Linked DNA regions of Homo sapiens: region 1 is linked to region 2. The links are chromatin contacts, found by Hi-C in ENCODE. All regions are on one chromosome and are shown on one strand. Each heading gives the region's core, a stretch centred on a gene start or an enhancer-like site at or near the end of the contact. The rest is flanking DNA. Distances are from core to core; before and after follow the strand shown.

Region 1 (5,740 bases), core at 2,860-5,359, 290 kb after region 2:
CTATTGATCACCTAATGAAAATTTATGGCATTTAACAGTGAAAACATCAGTTTACATAACGATGCTAGCTTCTACCACTGTGCTCATGCCATTTCCAGGAAAGCCTTCATCATATTTACTGTAACAGTGCATTTTTAAGGGTCTTCCAACTGCAGAAAGCACACTATAGCTGAAGAAAGATGGGGTACTTTAGTTCTGCCGTTTTGTTACCAAGTGATGTAAATAAAATTTAGACACTGGTCAGCATGATGAGAACCCAGAAAGTTGAAATGTAGAGACTGGTTTCCTGCAGATGTGATATTTTAGAGCAACCATAAAAAAATCCAAATAGGGAGGATAAATGTAAGGATAGAAACAGTCACAGAGTAATAAACTAACACCTTTAAAAAAAGTAAAGAAGTGTATCACATAGTTGAAATGGGTGAGAATTGTGTCACCTACAGAATCTAATTTATAGTCATCAGAGGAAATAAAAATATTCCCAAGAAGCAACTGTTCCTGGCAAGCTGTTGTGGATGCCACTCCTGGCAACTGTGACCCTGCCATAATTTCAGAAGTTAGACATCATTTGCTAAACAAGAAACTTCCAATTTCTTTTTAAATTAATCATGAGTATGGAAAGGGGAAAAGGTTCACTGTCCTCGATTTTCCAGATTCCTCTGAGCTCCAAAGCACACAGAGGGCAACAGGCATGCTATCTTTTCAGAAAGACACTCTCTGACCTTCTTATCTAAAGCAACACATGCACCGCATGGCTTTCCAGCCCCTCACTCTGCTGTCTTCACAGAGCCTATTACTGCCCGAGAACAGTAGGCTGGCAGCTGGTAAGGCCTACGACCTGAAGCTGGCGGCCTGCATGTGCAGCCTGACTCTGTGACTTGACAGCTGGGGGGCGGGGTGGGGAGGAGGAAGACCTTGGATAAGGTACTTAATTTTCCTGTTCCTCCGTTTCCTCTTCTGGAAAATAGGAATGTTAATAGTGCCTATCTCATAAGATTGTGAGAATTAAGTGAGTTACTATTGAAAGCCCTGGGAGCACTGTCTGGCAAATAGTCATACTCTGTGAAATAAAACAGGTGAGCAAAATGTATTCATTGTTTATCATGTGCCCTATTGGAAGATGAGCCCCACAAGAGAAGCACCTTATCTTACACTCTATTGTACCCTCAGTGCTTATGGCAGTGCCTGGCCCATGGTGGGCCTCAGTAAATACCTGCAGAAGGTAAGGCTGGGAGCACTGTCTGCTTCTTTTGTGCTGCTTTCCTGGTTTCTCTCCTCTCTTACTCAAATGACCTCATTTGGGTGATCTGGCTTATGTGTTTAGTTAGAAACTCATTAAAATATTTTATGCCAACAAATTCTCTAGGAATGTAATCTTGTTAATCCATTCATTCATTAATTCATTTATTAAGATCATATAGTTGAAGGCCTATAGTGTCTCCTGACTCAAATATATGGCCCAGAAACAATACTCAGCGTGTATTTCAACTATAAGATAATGAGATGTCATTTAAATAACCACTCTAGGCTAAGCCATTGGGTACAGAGGCCAGCGGGGAAAAGGGATAAGTTAGGAACAGTCAGGGTTGAGATCAGGAACCAACTTTGCCATTGAACATGCGTGGGAGGGGTGGCCTGCCTTCCAAATCACAAAATAAAAGGGATCCAACCAAGCTGGCAGCTTTATCCAGGGTCTTCTGTGGTGAACAGAGTGCCACAGAGCACCCTGCAGACGGGGTAATCATCAGGTCTGGTCCTAGCTAAATGGAGGGGCAAAAGGACCCATTTGAATTGAAACAAGTCCTTAGTCAGCAACTGAGCTGACTCAGGGTTCAACTCCCAGGAAGTTCACAGTTGAAGTAGTCTGGGCCTGACTAAGAATTCACACGTTCTCCAGCTCCAGACACATGACCTGTATTTTAGAACAGAGTCCAGTGCCAGCAGGAGACTGGAGAACGAATCAGTGACCAGTGTGCACTGCAGTCTGCAGCCATATTGCAGTCTCCATGAAACCCTTGGTTTTGGTCTTTCCTCATTTAGGGGGCTGGGCTTTCATGTGCATTTGAAAGCCAACATCCTTTAGTTCTTGGAAATGTCACTTATTACTTCTTTAGCAATTACCTCCTTTCCATTTTCTCTCTTCCAGAAATTCTTAATTAAATCTATTTCCTAGTTTGATCCTTTAACTTTTTTATTATTTCTTTTTCTGTTTTCCTGTTAGAAATCTGTAGGGGCTTTTGTTTGTTTTGCTTACCAGTCTATTTCCTTAAATTTATCTCCTAGCAATTCTACTGATTTCAGCTTTCAAATGTTAACTTCTAAGATCCTACCAGTTCTTGTTTTATGGATATAGTGTATTCTCATCTCCCTCTGAGGAATGTGGTTATAAAGTGTTTGGGGCTGTTACTTTTCTTGCCTGTATAGTTGCTGAATCCTTTGAGTTCCTCTTTAGTTTTTCCTTTTTTGTCTCTGCCTTGCTTCTCGAAGACTTCCTTGACATCTGTTCCTCTTTGTCAGTCCTTACTCATAAGAGTGAGCCCCTTGAGAGTGGAGTGAAGCTCTGTGTTCAAGGCTAGTCCTTATTTCCTGGTTAGCTTCACTGTGGGATTATGGGTAGAGATGGCCATTTTGTTGAGTGACCCTCAAATACTGGCATCTGTAGGTCTGTTCTCCTGCTCAATCTGTTTATCCAGAGAGCATCCTCCACTCTCCTAGCTGGAGAGCTAAGGCTGGTCACCAGAGAATGGAGGTTGAGTTAGGCAGGGGCTCACTACTTGGTATGTAGACTTTCACTGAATTCCCTGCTTCCATCCTCTTGCCTCACCTCCTCCACTTCTCCCAACTGGTGTTCCTGAATCTGTCCCTTCTTTGGGAACTTCAGAAAGTTAATCAAGTCTTTCTAGCAAATTCTAAAGATCACAAGGAATAGCTTACTCAGTGGGATCATTTTTACAGGGTTGCAAATCAGAACTTAAAGACATTTTTCAGGCATCGCCTTTTGAGGACAATGATTAAAAGGGGCTAAAAAAAAATCATTAAGAGCTTAGTAATAGAACAGCCTGATTGTGCAGGCTAGGATATTCACATGCATGCTCCCAGACACTTTAGGGTATAGGACAGGGCATGGGGTGGGAGTGGAGGGGCAGCCCAGGGACTTCCACGTGTGTCTTGTTTTGGGTTCATAAGAGGAGACTATGGGGTAAATCACTTTACCTTCACTAGTGAAATTAAATTAGAGGGTTAGAGTGTGGGATCTTTAGGTTCCCTTCAGCTCTAAGATCATCTGTTCTATTCCACAGTAATGAAGTCATCTCATTTTTATCCCTGTAGATAGCTAGGATGAATCATATACAGACATAAATTCTACTTCAAGACATTAAGGTGATATGACATGAATGTCACAAATAACAATAACATCTCCCACATCTTGTGGTTTGAAGGGATAAATGAAGAAGCAGTGTTACCTGTGCTTTGCACTTGTAGTTATGTGAGCTTTTCTGTCAGGCATGAAAAGGCAAAGGCTGTAAAATGGTTTCTTTTAAGGCTTGTTAACATTGGAATTTTATATTTCAAAACCTGCATTATATATTTAGGAAATAAGAGTGAAACAAACCAGTGTGGGTGGCTGGGGATGAATTTGAATGTGTAATTATACACATCACTTCTGAAGGGCAGCTGCAGGAAGCATGTTGATACGCTGCTCTGGGGTCTATGAGATTGGTTGCTAATGAATGCTTAGCACACACACATTTACACACACAGACACAGTCATGCATGACCTTGGCATCTGCCCTTGGAAATGTCTGGAAATGCTTTCAACACTGCCTTTGTATACAGTGAAGTGTCCTGGTAATCAGTCTTATGAGATACTGGGAACTATTTCAGCAAAAAATAAAAAAAATAAAGAGAAGGTATTATTCCTCTGGAAAACCTTTGTTCTTCCATAAGATTAGTTCCTTTCCCTCATACCTCCTTGGGATAAGAGTTTTCTCAATTAGAAATGTTTTTATCTGCAATTTTTAAGGGAATGGCTTCCTGGCACCCTTGCAGGTCTCCACACAGGCCCTGGAGGTGAGGCTCAGCTGCAGCCTGACTTGGCTTGGTGAACGAACACCTTGTCATGTTCTCAGGAATTTGGCATGAGTGGCAGTTCCGTGCGGTGCTGTCAAGGCTGTTGCCATTCACCTCCCTACCTTGTGGGAGGTTGTCACAAGGTCATTTCCCATCTGTTTTCCTGGTTCTGGTGAGGTATGGGACTTTCCATCTGTCCCCCTTCTTCAGGAACTGTTGCAGACTATAAAAGTGCTTGGCTGGAGCCTAGAGTTGTTGACTTCTCAGTCACAGGGTGAGGAGTGACCCACTGCTTGTGCTCCCCATCATCTCCCTCCTTGGCTTGGTGTCATCCTGTGGAACAATGGTGGCAGGTAGCTGACACCATGCTGATCTTTTATGCTGTCTATATGAGTTATAGATTGGCTAAATCCATTTTGGCTTGTTGTCTCCTTACCAGCCGAATCTCTAGAAATATGGCCAGCAAAGCTAGCAGCCGCCCCCATGCTATTGCTTAGTGACTGCCTGGCTGCTTGGTAGAAAACTCAACCAGCTTAAGAAAGAAGGGATGTCTCCTTTCCTCACATGCCAAGAAGTCAGGACACAGGCAACTGTTAAGTCAGCGACATGATGTCAGGGCTGATCCACTGCGAAAATTTCTCAGTCATCTTCGTCCTAAGATGGCTGTTCTGGTTCTGGATATCAAATCACATCTGCATTTAAGGCAAGATGAAGCAGTGAAAGCAGGAATCATCATCTGTCTGCTTTATTATGAAAGCAAAAGCTCTCTCAGAAATACTCCAGCAGACTTCACCTTGTGCACCATTGGCCATAACAGGATCATAATACCCTGAGCTTAAAAAAAAAAAAAATAGTTTCTGAAAAAGAGGAGCTAGATCAGCATGATGGGCCTACACTAGACCAGACTCGTCAGAGTACACATTTGGGCTGGTCTCCTTACCTTTCTGAACCAAACATGAGTTTCATTGGTGGGACATAAGAAGAGTATAAGTTGGATAGGCAACAAGTTGTATCTGCCATTTGAACCAGTGTTGCCAGTCCCAGCCTCTTATCCCAGCTCAGTAGGGAAGACCTGTCAGTCGCTGACTCTACTATCTCTTCTTGCTTGCACATCAATTATATCTCATATTTGAACTGACCAGTGAATAACTGGGGCATTGCAAACACAATTTCCAGTTCTTCAGAAACTGTAAATCCAATCTGAAAGAAAACAGTTGAGAGTTGTCACGATCAAGGACTATAAATGCACCAGCACCTGAACTCCTTCCTTTTCTTACCTGACAACATCAAATGTTTAGAAGCAAAATGACATTATGTGAACATTGAGAGTCTGATGCCACCATAAGCTTACCCACCTTTGCAGTATTCCAAATAAAATAAATTTCTTTCAGGTAAGAGTACTACTATATCCCATCTTGTTTAAGTAAGAGATAATTGGGATTATTGCCTGCGTTTGGGAAATTGATACAAGAAAAAGCCAACCTACTTTGTCTGGAGGGTAGAAAGTTATTCAAATGCTAAGATAGGAACTAATCCCTCAGGAGCTAGGCTATGAGAACTTAGCCTACCTTTTCCTTCTCTCCTACCTAACTCCTAAATATCCCTCAAGATGCTGCTTAAAAATAATTTTCTTTTTCATGTGTTTATTATAATGCTTACCACTGGCACA
Region 2 (5,417 bases), core at 1,053-3,552:
TAATGAGGGGTTAAATGGTCCAACCCCCTTTGAGAATAATTTGATTATATTTAGTAAACCTGAAGATGCGCACACCTAACACCCAGCAATTCCACATGTAGGTATACACCCCAGACTATAGAAACTCTCACATATGTGCAAAAGGACACAGGTACTAAAATATTTATTGCAGCACTGTTTTTAACAGTAAAAAATTGGAACCAACATAAAGGACCATTGACAGGAGACTGGAGAAATAAACTGTGGTATATTTATACAATGAAATATTTAAAATATAGCAGTGAAAATGAATAGACTATAGCTTCATGTGTCCACGTGAATGACTCTCTCAGACATAATGCTGATGAAAATGAAAGTGACAGAATATATAGATTGCAGTTTCATGTATATGAAATTCAAAAACATGCAAAACCCAACAAACATATTATTCAGGAATACATACATTTTTATAACTACAACAAAAAAAATTGGAGGAATGATAACCCATAGCTCAAGATAATGATTACCTAGGAAGCAAGGATGGGAGTAAGTTGAGAGGAGTGATGATGCTAGGTGGGTACACAGGAGACTTCAAAAATATGTTAAGAGTCTTCATTCTTTTCTTGTTTTTTACTCTTTTTAAACTAACTTTTTAATTTTCTGTAGTAGGAATTTTATTGTGGTAAGAGTTTTCATTCTTAAGCTCAGTGGTAGGTGGGAGCAGGCTTATTTTATTTTTCTTATCTATATTGTACATACTTATTTTATATTCTTAGTATGTATGAAATAATTAAAAATGAATTTTTTTGTTACTATGCATAATATGTGTCAATGGAAAGAGTCAAACTGTAGAATATTGGAAGAGATTTATTCTAAGCCAAATATGAGTAAGCATGGCCTGTGACACAGCCCAAGAGATTCTGAGAACATGTGCCCAAGGTGGTCCAGCTACAGCTTGGTTTTATGCATTTTAGGGAGAATTAAGACATCAATCAATACATGTACGATGTACATTGTAAGATGTACGATATACATTGGTTCTGTCCAGAAAGGTGGGACAAATTGAAGCTTGGGGTGGATAGTTCAAGGTCATAAGTCAATTCAAAGAATTTCTGATTGGCAATTGGTTGAAAGAGTTATTACCTAAAGACCTGGAATGAATAGAAGGGAGTGTCTGGGTTAAGATATGCAGTTGTGGAGAACAAGGTTCTTATTCTTATCCAGGTAGCAGGCTTCAGAGAGAATAGATTGTAAATGTTTCTTATCAGACTTAAAAAGGTGCCAGACTCTTAGTTAATTCTCTCCTGGGTCAGGAAAAAGACCTGGTAAGGGAAAGAGATTCTCCCAAGAGACAGCTTTGCAAGGGCATTTCAAAGAAATATATTTTGGGGTAAAATACTTTGATTTCTTTCAGGGCCTGCTATCGGTTATGTTAAGAGTCTGTTTTGTTAGTCTTAAGGTCTCTGTGTTAATGTTAATGCTGGTCAATTGTGCCTGAATTCCAAAGGCGGAAGGGTAAAATGAGGCATGTCCAACGTTCCCATCCTGTCTTGGCCTGAACTTTTTCAGGCCAACAACTTTTTTCAGGTTAACTTTGGAATGCCCTTGGGTCAGGGGGGTGCTTAGAATTTTATTTTTGGTTTACATATGTATTAAGCTAAATAACCTTCTTCTGGTTTGTATCCTAATTCTAAAGTGGGTTTCTTTGCCTAACTTGTCCGAATGCATACCTACAGTAGTCTCTTTAATCACAGTGTCTGCTTGGTTCCAATTACTGTCTGTAAAGGGAATTCTGTCTTTATACCTGTATCTTCCTTTGTAGAGAATTTACACCCAAACTGTATAGAGTAAGACTGTCAATGGGAACACGCAGAAAGGATAGTTTTGCTGAAATTGAGGGCTGAGATTACGGATAAATTGAGAGATTTCTACTTTGCTTTGTGCTGAGTAGCAATGGTTTTCATGTCTACAATTTTTAAATAACATTAAAAATAATCCATTTCCCCTTCCTTTTTCACAACTCTCCCCACACTAAATATCTTTAAGAACATATGGTAGTTACAAGGAAAAGCCAAGTGAATATCTGAAACATTAATGTGCCATGCTGCTATCATTACAAGAATAAAGAAAACTGGGAATCCAGAAATCTCCTAACACAACAACTGTTGCCTGCCAATTCTTATATCAAATAAAAATCATCATCTAGGGCAAGGATGGTTGCACGGTGACTAAGCAGGCAGATGGCAGGTGTGAGGCAAAACACTCTGGAGTGCTAGCTCAAATCATTTTGCATTACTCACTGCTGGAAAGATAGGGAATCAAAAAACAAATTGCACATTGGACTAGGAGTAAAATACTGAAAACTCAACTCACAGAAATATAAAAGGTAAAGAAGACAACCACAATTGTAAATGTCATGTTGTAACTTCTAAAGCAAATTCTTTAGGTCTGCCCTGTGATCTTTCTCTGCCTCCATCTGATTTAAGCCTCCTCTATCTGTCCTTGTGATTCACAAGAAGGTAATTGTTTCTCCACTTTACCAACCCTGCCAGAACTGGGACCACCTGTTTCAAAAGTAACCTGGCTGCATTCCTGAAGGCAATGTTCCAAGGCTAGAGATAAGATGTTAACCACCTCCTTGCCTGGCAAGAACCCATGGTGGTTCACTGCCTTAGCAGTGGGTCAGTTCCTGGGAGTGAGCAAATCTAATTTTCATATATTAGATTCAGGGAAAAAAACAAAAACTCAAGCACTCTGTTTTATTTGCATAACTGCTTTACATATTGCTATCATAAAGGAGATTAGCTTTAACGAATATGAATGTAATTATAGAAAAGGGCCCTAGGTGGAGCCTCAGTACTGGTGGCAACAAATGGAAGAACAAATTGAAAATACATCGAAGCCCTCCAAAAATTACATAATTGCATTTTATAGAACTAACCTGTTTGTTGTTATTGTTGTTTCTCCAGCATAGGAAACAGCTGGATATAAAAAAGATGCTTTGTTAGTTAAGAATAAACCTTAAAAGAGCTTTGTTCTGTAATCAAGAATGAAAGCGCATTAATGCTGGTATTCTGTCTCTGATGGAGTTTCTACAAGGCAGTGTGTATGGTAGAGAACTGTCCCTAACCTTAGCACATTCTCCTGAATGAACGTCTCTCCTTTCTCCTTATAAGGACATTGCCACTTGTTTATCTATTTACACATAGTAAAACCATCTTACATTGTAAAAGAAATAATCAGGATTATTTTTAAGATGACTTGCTTTTATTAGATTATAAACACAGAACCTGTAAGAAGTCAAAATCACTTTTTTCTGGTTTTGTTTTGTTCTGCTTTGCTTTGTTTGTCACCACTGACAAATAACCTAGACAGACTTACTAGGTTTTTTTCCCAGCTTTATTGAGGTATAATTGGCAAATAGAAATTGTATATATTCAAGGTGTACAACATGATGATTGGATATACATGCACACTGTAAAATGATTACCACAGCCAAATTAATTAACATATCCATCACCCAACCTAAGAAATTAAACACTGCAAAAACTTAAAATCTATTGGTAACACCCTTTGATCACAGCCAAGTCCCTTTACCTTCATGGCATAGTTAATTTGGTGTTTATGATTTAAGTATATGTATAAAATTGTACTATATACATATATATCATTAAATAAAACATAATGTATCAATACTTCTAAACTTATATACTTGGTTACATACTATATGTGTGTTCTGCAATTTCTTATTTTCTCAGCATTATGTTTGTGAGGTTTACCCATAATGATCTAAGAAGCTCTATTCATTTTTTAAAAAATAAACTCTTTTTTTGGAATAATTTTAGACTTTCAGAAAAGTTGCAGAATACAGAGAATTTCCATACACCATTCCCCCAACCTCTTCTAATTTTAATATCCTACACAACAATGGTACATTTGTCCATACTAAGAAATTCACATTGGTATGTTTTAATTACCTAAACCACAAACTTTATTTGGATATCACCAGTTTTTCCACTAGTGTCCTTTTTCTGTTCCAGAGTTCAATCCAGAATACCACATTGCATTTAGTATTAACTCATTTTTTCTGCTGTATGATTACACTACAATTTATTTCCTCATTATGTTGATAGATGTTTAGATTTCATTAATGTACCTGATGATATCGTTGTATACACATATGATATCTTCGTGCACGTAATATGTAAAGCATGCTCTTCAAAGTAGTAATATCAATTTATTTACAGTCTCACAAATATATTAAATTTCCCACTGCTCCAAATTCTTTCCAACTCTTGGTATCATGAGATTACATTTCTACCAATTTTATGGGTATAAAATGGCATCTATTTTTATTTTATTTTATTTTATTTTATTTATTTATTTATTTTGAGACATAGTCTCACTCTGTCGCCCAGGCTGGAGTGCAGTGGCGTGATCTCAGCTCACTGCAAGCTCTGCTTGCCGGGTTCACGCCATTCTCCTGCCTCAGGCTCCCGAGGAGCTGGGAGTACAGGCGCCCGCCACCACGCCCGGCTAATTTTTTGTATTTTCAGCAGAGATGGGGTTTCACTGTGTTAGCCAGGATGGTCTCGATCTCCTGACCTCGTGATCCGCCCGCCTTGGCCTCCAAAAGTGCTGGGATTACAGGCGTGAGCCACTGCGCCTGGCCTATTTTTATTTACAATTATTCTATTACTAGTGAGATTGAGCATTTTCATGTGTGTTCATGTTAATTGCTATTTGATTTTTTGGTAGGGATTTGTAGACATTTTATATATATGTACACATACTCTATGCTAAATATTTGTTGCCAATATGCATTGCAAATGTCTTCTCTAGTTAGTGGTTTGTCTTCTCTCACTTTTTAAAATGGTGTCTTTAGATGCACAGACATTTTAAATGTTAATGTGGTCTAATTGATTCATAATCTTTTCCTTAAAGGTTTCATTTTCTATTTATTGATATCAAAATCTTTCCCAACTCTGAAAGCACAAAAATATTCTTCTATACTTTATTCCAAAAGTTTGAAGATTTTACTTTGTATATGTTGGTCTTTACTTGAGGCAGATTTTGTACATCATGTGAGGTAGAAATCCAATTTTATTTTTCCCTCTGTATAGATACCCATCATCTCAGCAGTATTTATTAAATGGTTTATCTTTCCCTACTGATCTGCAATGCCACTGATGTTAAATCTCAAGTTTCCATACGGGCCTGGATCTGTTTCTGGATTCTTTGTTCCTTCCACTGTTCTCTTTTCCCTATTCTTTTGCTAATACCACACTATTGTAATTATAATATTTTTATTATTAAGTCTTAATATCAGGATGAGGTCCCACTTTGTAGTTTTTCTTCAAGAGTGACCTGGTTATTTTTGCCCTATGTTCTCTCATTTCTTTGGAAGGATTCTAATGACTCCTTCTTTGTTAAAGTCC

Evidence for each region. Hi-C counts contacts between places; a loop is a spot of excess contacts on that map. Pooled maps may share reads with other maps.
Region 1: a loop to region 2 is called in a map of CD4-positive, alpha-beta memory T cell, with 9 times the contacts of the local background. The contact joins two enhancer-like sites. A Hi-C loop is called at or near these places in 18 of 168 maps with a recorded cell type or tissue (A673, B cell, CD4-positive, alpha-beta T cell and 12 more), 32 of 37 single-sample maps with no recorded cell type and 27 of 50 pooled maps.

What each region holds. Positions count from the first base shown.
Region 1 is chr6:79,860,447-79,866,186 of GRCh38, forward strand. It overlaps LOC107986614 (a long non-coding RNA gene), which reads right to left. Exons shown (of 3, transcript XR_001744216.3): 3 at 2,296-5,271. Among named protein-coding and RNA genes, the nearest start is that of LINC01621, 51 kb to the left of the region's middle. Within about 2 kb of position 4,110, at least 2 of the 41 ENCODE cell types and tissues checked have a DNase peak (open chromatin) inside an H3K27ac peak, as active enhancers do.
Region 2 is chr6:79,568,114-79,573,530 of GRCh38, forward strand. It overlaps a transcript of SH3BGRL2 not described here. Among named protein-coding and RNA genes, the nearest start is that of LCA5, 33 kb to the left of the region's middle. Within about 2 kb of position 2,303, at least 9 of the 41 ENCODE cell types and tissues checked have a DNase peak (open chromatin) inside an H3K27ac peak, as active enhancers do.